2 separate regions of the Homo sapiens genome follow, and region 1 is linked to region 2. The links are chromatin loops, found by intact Hi-C in ENCODE. Cell type or tissue: Caco-2. All regions are shown on one strand. Links, peaks and the distances in the headings refer to the core of each region. The heading gives the core; the rest is flanking DNA. Region 1 has its middle 15 kb from the start of ARSD-AS1. Region 2 has its middle 4.4 kb from the start of ARSL.

Region 1 (5,384 bases), core at 77-5,076, 79 kb after region 2:
GCAACCTCCGCCTCCTGGATTCAAGCGATTCTCCTGCCTCAGCCTCCCAATTAGCTGGGATTACAGGTGTGTGCTACCATGCCTGTTTTTGTATTTTTTGTAGAGATGTGGTTTCACTATATGTTGGCCAGGCTGGTCTTGAACTCCTGACCTCAGGTGATCCAGCTGCCTTGGCCTCCCAAAGTGCTGGGATTACAGGTGTGAGCCACCTGCTGTGCCTGGCCTGGGGTCCCTTTTATAAGGACACTTATCCCATTGATGAGTCTAGACCCCTAATTGTTTCCTAAAAGCACCATCTCCTAATACTATTGTCTTGGGGATTAAGTTTCAACACATGAATGTTCAAGGCACACAATGTTCAAGGCAAGCATTGAGACCATAGCAACAGCAAAATCCACAACACTGCCAAAGAATGCCCAAACAGCTGCCATTGTCTTCTACAAGACTCTACGCAACCTCCTAAAAGGCAGAATGCCTATACTGGCCTCTGCCAGCCATCAACAAGATTCCCGCTTTCCAGGCTCTCTGCCGACTCTATCCTATGAATTCTGGCTGGCCTTTGACCCTTCACTTCCCCAATGGACTCCCCTCTGAGAGAAGAAATCCATTTGAATGCAAGATCACTGACCAGTGTACAAAATGACAAATAAGATATCTCAGTGTTCTTGGACAGAGGCCAAGTCACCAAGTCACATGACCCGAACTGGGGTAGAAGACAGTAATGAAGGAAGGAAAGAGAGGTTCAGAATAGCCCATGAGCTGGATGAGCCCTCCTGAAGCTATTTCAATCTTGCTGTCAGAGGCTTTCGAATGAGAGCCACTCCATCTTGAATAGGGCCTGGGTAAAATGAGGCTGAGACCTGCTGAGCTGCATTCCCAGGAGGTGTGGCATTCTAAGTCACAGGATGAGATAGGAGGTCAGCTCAAGATACAGGACATAAAGACCTTACTGATAAAACAGCTTGCATGAAAGAACCTGGCCAGAACCCACCAAAACCAAGAGGTGACAAATGTGACCTCTGGCTGTCCTCACAGCTCATTATATGCTAATTATAAAGCACAGAATACTAAGAGACACTCCCACCAGCGCCATGACAGTTTACAAATGTCATGGGAATGTCAGGAGATTACCCTATATGGTCTAAAAGGGGAGGAACCCTCAGTTCTGGGAATTGCGCACCCCTTTCCCAGAAAACTCAAGAATAATCCAACCCCTGTTTAGCATCTAATCAAGAAATAACCATTAAAAAAGGCAACCAACAGCCCATGCTGCTGCTCTGTCTATGGAGTGGCCATGCTTTTATTCCTCTACTTTCTTGATAAACTTGCTTTCACTTTACTCTATGGATTCGCCCCGAATTCTTTCTTGCCGCAAGATCCAAGTGTAATGCCCAACCTGGTTTTTACTAACCTGTTTTTAGACTCTCCCTTTTCCTCTACTCACCTAGCCTTCTTTCCACCTGAATGGACTCTCCCTTAGCTAAGAGAGCCAGCCAGACTCCACCTTGGCTCTTTCACTGGCAGCCCCTTCCTCAAGGACTGAACTCGTGCAGGCTGACTCCCAGCACATCCAAGAATGCAGTTAACTGATAAGATACTGTGGCGAGCTACATCCGCAGTTCCCGGGAATTCGTCTGATTAGTAACGCCCAAAGCCTCGCGTCTATAATAGTCTTAAAGCCCCTGCACCTGGAACTGTTTACTTTCCTGCAACCATTTATCCTTTTAACTTTTTGCCTACTTTACTTCTGTAAAATGGTTTTCACTAGACCCCCCGCCCTCCCCTTCCTAAACCAAGATCTAAAAGTTAATCAAGCCCCTTCCTCGGGGCCGAGAGAATTTTGAGCGTTAGCCGTCTCTCGGTCGCCGGCTAATAAAGGACTCTTAAATCGTCTCAAAGTGTGGCGTTTTTCTAACTCGCTCGGGTACAACACAAGAACCCTCTCTTGGAATCTAGATAGGGACCCGTCTCCAGTAACATTGCCATTTTAATTTTTCACCCCTGGGTTTTGTCCCATCAGGGTCCATCCATTGGGTTATAAAATCTTTACAAGGAGAAATTCCTGTGAAGTCATTTTCCTGCAGAGCCGAGAGTTAGGGCACTGTGAGAAGTGCAGCAGGTCCTGGAGAGCATTCGTGGGAGAAGGGAAGCAGCAAGTGGTGCAGGAGGAGAAGGGGAGGAAAGGAAGAACCGCGAATGCGCCTGATTGGTGAGAACAAGATTTGGGGGTGCTTCTCCCATGGGGAAGACTTCTTGGTTTTAGCTTTCAAGAGCTCCTCATTGGAATTGGACAAGATGATGCCGATAAAGAGTAAAACTCTAAAATATTTGAAGAGATTTATTCTGAGCCAAATGTGAGTGAGCACGGCCTGTGACACTATCAGAGGCACTGGAGGCAGAGCCACTCCATCTTGAATAGGGGCTGGGTAACATGAGGCTGAGACCTGCTGGGCTGCATTCCCAGGAGGTGTGTGAGGCATTCATAGTCACAGGATGAGACGGGAGGTCGGCACAAAGCCCTCGGTGATAAAACAGGTTGCAGTACAGAAACCGGCGAGATCCCACCCAAACCAAGATGGTGACAAGAGTGACCTCTGGTGGTCTTCACTGCTACACTCCCACCAGCGCTGTGACAGTTTACAAATGCCATGGGAACGTCAGGAAGTCTCCCTGTATGGTCTAAAAAGGGAAAGAATGAATAATCCACCCCTTGTTTAGCATATCATCAAGAAATAACCATAAAAATGGGAAACCAGGAGACCTCGGGGCTGCTCTGTCTATGGAAGAGCCATTCGTGTATTCCTTTTCTTTCTTAAAAAACTTGCTTTCACTTTATGAACTCACTCAGAATTCCTTCCTGCACGAGCTCCAAGGACCCTCTCTTGGGGTCTGGATCTGGACTCCTTTCCAGTAACACAGCTATTAACATTAAAGTGTTAATTGACTGCAAATGCCAGGGAAAAGAGATGAAATGGTGAAGTATGAAGTATGACCTTCCGGGAGCCTCCACCAGAAAAGGAAGAAAGTCTCAGACCGGCATTCGTACAATCCCTAAACACACCGCACATGCTCACTTTCCAAGGGTAAGGAGGGCACTGCTTATGTGGGCAGCCCACCCCAAGGGAAGAATCATGGGTAAGAAAGAGGCCAGCACGTAAACTCCCAGGATCAAGGTTAGACTCCCTCGCTCTCGCTCTCTTTGACCTTCAGGCATGCACTTGCATCTCTTCCAGGAGTACCTTCCTTTCCTCCTGTTCTAAGGCTTTTTAAAATAAACTTCCACTCCTGCTTTGAAACTTGCCTTGGTCTCTTTTTCTGCCTTACGCCCTCAGTCAAATTCTTTCTTCCAAGGAGGCAAGTATTGAAATTGCCGCAGACCCCTACAGATTCGCCACTGGTAACTCAGGGTAACTCGGATCTCCCCACTGCTATCAGGCACAGAGTTTCAGTTTTGCAAGATGAAAAAGTTTTGGAGACCCATGCACAGCAATGTGATTAGACTTAACTCTACTGAACTCTTAACTCTACTCCCCCCCTTTTTTAAATTTTGGTATTTTTTTTGTAGAGACGAGGTTTCATCATGTTGCACAGGCTCATCTCCATCTCCTGAGCTCAAGAGATCCACTCACCGTGGCCTCCCAAAGTGCTGAGATTACAGGCATGAGCCACCGCAGCTGGCCTGAACTGTACTCTTGAAAATGGTTAAGATAATAAATTTAATGTTTTGTGTTTGCACTACAATAAAACATAGAGAGACCCCAGTTTATGTTGCTTCAACTCTTGCCTCCTTTTCCTATATTTTTCTCTTCCGTTTTCTCCTCTCCTCCCTTTTTGTTACCCCCACTTTCCCCTGAACCTTGACATATTGCAAAGCCTTGCAAAATAAACTGTTCTGAGAGTTGCTGAAAAGGGATTGCACCCATAATACCATGAAAGAGGTATTGAAACCACAGCAACGACAGTCTCCAATGGACACGATGCCAGGTTTTGCAACAGCTGAAGATGAAGAAAAGTGTAATTTGTTTTTTGGTTTTTGTTTTTTTTTTTGAAACAGAGTCTTGCTCTGTTGCGCAGGCTGGAGTGCAGTGACACGATCTCGGCTTACTGCAACCTCCGCCTCCAAGGTTCAAGCGATTCTCCTGCCTCAGCCTCCTAAATAGCTGGGATTACAGGAGCACACCACCACGCCTGGCTAGGTTTCATATTTTTAGTAGAGATGGGGTTTTGCCATGTTGTCAGGTTGGTCTCGAACTCCTGACCTGAAGTGATCCACCCGCCTCGGCCCTTCAAAGTGCTGGGATTACCAGCGAGAACCACTGCGCCTGGCCAGAAAAGTGAAATTTGGGCCAGTCCTCAAAAACATGTACCCCTCTCTCCTCATCTTACAAAACTCAGATCCTGCTGTGCCACAGTGAATCAATTATCTGTGCACAGGGGCCGTCTGGTGAGGATCTGCTGAATAAAAGCCCTTAGCTGTATTCAAGTCATTTCTTTTCCTTGACCACCTGTTCAAGCAGAATTAATGAACAGGCGTCTACCATGTTTACTAATATTTCTAAGTTTTTTTTTTTTTGAGACAGGGTCTTGCTCTGTTGCGTAGGCTGGCTAAATTTGTAAACGTCATACACAGTCATAAACATTTTTTATCTTAATGGTAATTTTTTCTTCTTCTTCTTTTTTTGAGACATAGTCTCACTATATCACCCAAGCTGGAGTGCAGTGGCGTGATCTTGGCTCACTGCAGCCTCCACCTCCTGGGCTCAAGCAATATAATTTTTAAAACCCAAGTTATTGGCAGTATCTCTAAAGATCTCAATAAGGCCAGGGACGATGGCTCACACCTGTAATCCCAGCACTTTGGGAGGTAGAGGTGGGCAGATCGCTTGAGTCCAGGAGTTCGAGACCAGCCTGGGCAACATGGCGAAATCTGTCTCTACTGAAAAAAAAAAAAAAAAATTACCTGCGCATGGTGGTGCAAGTCTGTCGTCCCAGGTACTAGGGGGACTGAGGCAAGAGGATGACTTGAGCCTGGGAGGTCAAGACTGCTGTGAGCCCTGACGGTGCCGCTGCACTCCAGCCTAAGCAACACGGTAAGACCCTGTCTCAAAAACAAGATTTCAATCGGATGTTGACAATGAGAGCAGCAGCTCATGCTTTCATGCTTAATTGTTCCCACAGACTGTGCTAAGAGCTTTATGTTTATTGTCTCGTTTTATCCTCAGAAAATTCCCATGAGCATGTGGTATTGTAATCCCTCTTTTATAGATAAGGAGAGAAGATGTGGGGCTTAGCGTTCATTTGTTACAAAGATGTTTTTAAACTACTGGCTGCGTTTCCCTGAGGAGGTGTGAAGTCAATTTAGAACATAAAAATTGGCTTGTTCT
Region 2 (5,384 bases), core at 252-5,251:
TGCCTCGGCCTCATGGGTAGCTGGGACTACAGGTGTGCACCACCATGCCTGGCTGTGTACATATTTGGGGGGTATAGGTAATCTTTTGAAACATTCAAACAATGTGTCATGATCCAATCAGGGAATTTGGGGTATCCATCACATCAAACATTCATACTTTCTTGGTGTTTGGAGCATTACAATTCTTTTCTAGCTGTTTTGAAACATAAAACAAATCATTATTTTGTTTTGTTTTCATTTTAACTTTTGAGACAGGGTCATAGGCTGGACAAATCATTGTTCACTATAATTTCCCTACTGTACTATCAAATACTAGAACTTATCCCTTCTATCCAATGGTATTTTTGTAGCTCTTCACCGACTTCTCTTGATTTATGACATGCAATATAAGTGCAACATAAGAAATGTTTTGCTATTTAAAATTAGATGCATGCTGACATGCACATCTTCAGAATGGGTGAGGGATTAGGAGTCCAAAGAGATTAGAAAAGATTTGATACTTATGAGACACAATAGTAACAGCAACATTTTTATTAAAAAAAAAAATTATTAGAGACCAGGTCTCACTATGTTCCAAGGCTGGTTTCGAACTCCTAGGCTCAAGCAATCTTCTCACATCAGCCTCCCAAAGTTCTGGGATTACAGGCACGAGCCACTGCACCCACCTAACTTTTTGTTAAGTCAGGTTCTGTTCAAAGTAGATGATGATAGTTGAGATAAAAATAGCTTTTCATAGATTTTCTTAAAAATACATCACCGTATATAAGACATTTTCTCATGTGGACAAACCATCCATTTTACCCCCATGGGCGTTTCTTTTTCTTCATAATGTCAAAGCTGAAGCAACTAGTTTAGAAACATGGATTTCCAGATTGTCTTCTTGTATGCAACCCATATGAAAATGTTAAGTTATGTCTGAATATTTTCAAGTATTACCTGTGCAAGGAATATGGAAAATGGTGGCCAGGTAGAGAAGGAATTTGAGGTAGAGAAGGAATTCTGCCCAAAAGGAGTGGCTCCTTATGTCACCCTTTACAGTGACACTTTAAACCATAGCCCAGGATAAATAAATTCCAGCTAGAGTGGAATATGAAGTGGTTGTTTGGGAAAGATGGATGAAACCACCTTTACAGAATTATAAATAATGAGAGAAATCGAACATGACTGATTCCATGTTGCTTCTAACCTCACAGGCTACATTGTTGTTGTTCTTGTTGTTGTTGTTGTCTTGTATTTGTCTTGCTTCTTCTAGCATATGGTGCCCAAGATGACAATGAGACCACTTTAGTTCGTAGTTCAACTTGGAGTCAAGGGAAAGCGAACGTCCGCCTTGTTCAGAGACGAAAGCTCCGTGCAGAAGACAAGGTTAGGATGACGGTGGGGATCTGAACTTTGCTAAAGAATATGTATTGTTAGGATGGGCACAGTGGCTCATACCTGTAATCCCAGCATTCTGGGAGGCTGAAGCAGGAGGATTGCTTGAGGCCAGGAGTTAGCGATTAGAGGGGGCAACATAGCAAGACCCCATTTTTACAAAAAAAAAAAAAGCGATCCACCTGTGGTGGCGTGTGCTTGTGGTCCCAGCTATTCAGGGGGCTGAGGTGGGAGGATCATTTGAGTCAGGAGGTCGAGGCTGCAGTGACAGTGATTGTGCCACTGCACTGCAGTCTGGGTAACAGAGCGAACCCCTGTCTCAAAAAAAAAACAAAAAACAAAAAAAGAGTAAATGACTTTACTTGATGCTAAGAGAGTATCTCTTTTGGGATGCTAGTATTGGAAATGCAGCTGACAAGTACTGTTGTATAACGTTCGTGCTAAGAGTTTCAGGTGTGGAGCTTGATTCTGCTACCAGCTCTGAAGGACGTGGGAGTATGAGAAACAAATTGAAATGGCTCACCCAGCATGATCGTAATTAAGTGTTCTCCAGTCACCTGCAAAGTACGTCCTTAACACCAGTGTTTTCAACCGGAGTGATTCTGCCCCCCCGGGAGACATTGTGCCACGGCTGGAGATATTTCCGGTTGTCACAACTGGGGAGGAGGTGGTGATCACTACCTGCTTCTAGGGAGTGGAGCCCAGGGATTCTTTTCAACATTGTACAATGTACAGGACGGCCCCTACAATAAAGAATCATCCTCCTCAGAGGTCAATAGTAGGGTAGTGGCGTAACCATGCCTCATCCCAGAACATAGAAAGTCAGGCTGAAGTTCAGCCAACCTGGGAGTTCCAATTTGGATCCCGGTTTTATCTCCTTGATGTTCAACTTGTGCAAAAAATAACTGCATGAGTGTTGACAGCCTTCCCTCAAGAGCAACATAACCTAGTAGACTTGGCCTAGAGCGGTAGGTGTTCCTCAGCCCGTCGAGCCTATGCTTTGTTCTTTCTGATGTGTTAAACTCATGAAGAATGTAGGCAGCTGCAGATTTATAAGAGGGCTTATTTGGCAAGCGGGAGTCTCAAATCAAAACTCTGCAATGTTCAGGCTATAGAGACTATAAATGCATTAGGATGAATATTTTTGTGATTCAACACGTAGAAGTGTGCAGACAGCTCTTATTTGAAAAAAAAAAAAAGTCCTTGAAGTGATTCGTTTTACACCTAACGTTGCCTGCAATGTATGCTCTGCTTCAATATGAAAAAAGAAATGCGCTCCCTGGCAAATAGATGAGAAAACACATTGGTGCACAGAGCTAAACGGAAGTGATAGTGACAGAGTCACATAGGTGAGCAGCTATATACATATGGTAATAGTTGCGGCTGTGTACACACAGTCATAGTTGCAACTGTAACCTGAATTGTTTCCTGTCTTCTTTTTATGTTTGAGGCAAATAGCAAAAGGAAAGAAAAAGGCGTGAAATTGAAGGGCTACGGAGTGATGATTCAAGATGAGTTTTAAGAAAACCACTTTTCCACTTTGGGAAATGCACTCTGCCTACATCAAAAGCCCGAAGGGATTCCACCTTCCTGCCATTGAAAAACCCCGCGTTCAGCACCAGATGTCTGGGCTCCTTCCGCGAGAGTGAGGTTCTGCAAATAGAACAGAAGGTCTTTTGTGGACGCCTGAAAGACCCAGCAGTACATTCCTTGGGGACTTGCCTGATCTGTTTCTGGGACAACCTAACTTGGTTTCTGCGGAATTCCTGTTTTTGCTTTTCAGAGTGAATCAGCTACGCACATGCGTGAGCCAGCCGTTCAGTGCCGCCGAGACAGCCAGTGCGTGTCTGTTTTGGCAGGAAGAAGACGTTTCTTCCAAGGAGCAGCCTCCCCGCTACATCCAGCCAGTGTCGCCCTTACACAGCTGCATGTCAGGTAACTGGCCTTCCTGGGGCTTCTTCTTACAGGCCGGCTTTTGCACGTGCAGAGACGCTCCAGGGGATATTCTTTTATGCTAAACTGCGTCTTTTCAAACAAGTCCCTGTCAATGTTTTAAAAGTAATTTGCTTTCAAAAAATAATAATAATCATCAGTGAAAATCTCAAGTACAGATTTTACATGGGAGATTTCCAAACGTAATGCGTAAAAAAAAAGCAACGAGGGAAGATGCACCAAATGGGAGACATTGCATCCACACTAGATTCTTATCTTAGAGATGCTGAAGGCACGTGCACTGAACATCGAAGAGACACCGGAGGTGAAAAGCGAAACTGGGTTTGGGAACAGGGCCCAGGCGAAGCGTTGAACACAGGCTCGCAGCCCGGGGCTGAAGCTCAGGGCGGGAAAGGAGGGCTGGGATTCCTTCTCCCCGGAAGAGAATCAAAGGCTATATTGTCAGTCTTGCATGGGTGTTTCCTCGTCTGCTTCTTTTATCTTTATTTCTATTGCATTGTATTATATTTTACTGTATTCTATATTTTATTATTTTGTTTTATTTTAAATTCAGACAGGATCTTGCCGTGTTGTCCAGGCTGGTCTCAAACTCCTGGCCTCAAGTGATCTTCCCATCTCGGCCTCCCAAAGGCCAGAGTGTGCCAGCTGGGATTACAAGTGTGAGCCACCGCGCCCAGCCTCTTGTCTCTTTCTAAAGATACCTTGTGTCTTTAGAATAAAAAAGTAGAAAGTTTTATTCAGTAGTAAAAATTAAATCTGGACCAAAATGTTTAACATTCCAAGGGTTAAAGTGCAGAGTTCTTTGGAAAAGAAAAATCTGCTTTTATTGTGTCACTAAATACATAAATACATCAGTTCAGAGGTAGGCCACAGACTTGATATCTAACCGTACGTCATATGACTGTTCAAACATGTTTGAGGGTCCTATATTTAGACACCAATATAACCAGCCCGATAAAACAAACACAACCAGTCATGTTCCCCAGGCAAGTCAGAAGCAGCCCATAATATGCTTTTTCCTTGAAAAATCATGTACATATATATGTTATATGCATATATGTACTTGTTTTATATGTATATATGTACTATACATACACACATAAACATTTTTACTTTAAAAAGTACATATATTAACGTTACATGTATATACGTACATGTTTTATAGGTATATATGTTATGTATACATATATGTATGTATATATACATGCATGTACATGTATACATTATATACATATAAGCATACATATATGAACACATAAACATGTATGTAGATGTCTATAGGTACATGTTTATATGTTATATGTTTATATTTATACGTGCATATTATAACATGTATTTATATGTAGATGTGTACGTATATGTACATGTTTTATGTATCTATACATATATGTACATATATATTTTAAAGTATATATTATTTTTGTAAAGAAAAGCATGCATATTTTAATAAAGAAAAATTATGCTTTATTATATATTTATATATTATATTTATATATTTTATTGTTTTGTTTTTTTTTTCTAGAGATAGGCTCTCACTTTGTTGCTCAGACTTAACTTGAACTCCTGGGCTCAAGCAATCCTCCCACCTCGGCCTCCCTAAGTGCTGGGATTATAGGCGTGAGCCACCACACCCAGCCTTATTTACATATTTTATGTGATACATTTATACTATGTATGATGTACAAAAGTTATACTATATTATATATAATAATTATGAATATATAAATTAAAATATAGGTGAAAATATTCCTTTAGGCCCCCTACGAGGAAATGACTTAAGATTTGTTGCCAAAAATCACAAAGTGAAAGCAATTACCATTAGGGCACACACCTGTGGCAGGAAAAGAAAACATTTCTGACACCCCTCCTAATACTCGTTTTGAGACATGCCACCAAAACCGTCCACTTGTAAAAATGAGTCAGGCTGGAGTGTGCCAGCGTGTCAGCTCCTCATCCCAGAAGTAGGGTGGTTTCCACCCCCACATAAGGAGGAAGTGAGATCAGGTAGGCTATGTGACTTCTCACAGACCCAGCATGTGGCTGCATATGAAGTTGCG

The links. A loop is a pair of places that touch in the nucleus more often than their neighbours do. Peaks named below come from ENCODE experiments on the same cell type or tissue, not always from the same donor. Only the 100,000 strongest peaks of a DNase experiment are listed, where the experiment ranks them.
Region 1: it touches region 2 in a loop (12-fold over the local background); 2 of 110 quality-filtered maps call a loop at or near these places.

The regions. Positions count from the first base shown.
Region 1 is chrX:2,887,056-2,892,439 of GRCh38, reverse strand. No RefSeq gene overlaps it. Among named protein-coding and RNA genes, the nearest start is that of ARSD-AS1, 15 kb to the left of the region's middle. RefSeq lists enhancers at 1-625, 2,386-2,475, 2,144-2,735. In Caco-2, for the core only: a CTCF peak has its summit at 2,586 (motif pointing left); DNase peaks (open chromatin) are centred at 919 and 2,509; H3K4me3 peaks cover 1,455 bases.
Region 2 is chrX:2,966,074-2,971,457 of GRCh38, reverse strand. It overlaps a transcript of ARSL not described here. Among named protein-coding and RNA genes, the nearest start is that of ARSL, 4.4 kb to the right of the region's middle. In Caco-2, for the core only: no CTCF peak of the experiment used is centred there; a DNase peak (open chromatin) is centred at 3,257; H3K4me3 peaks cover 748 bases.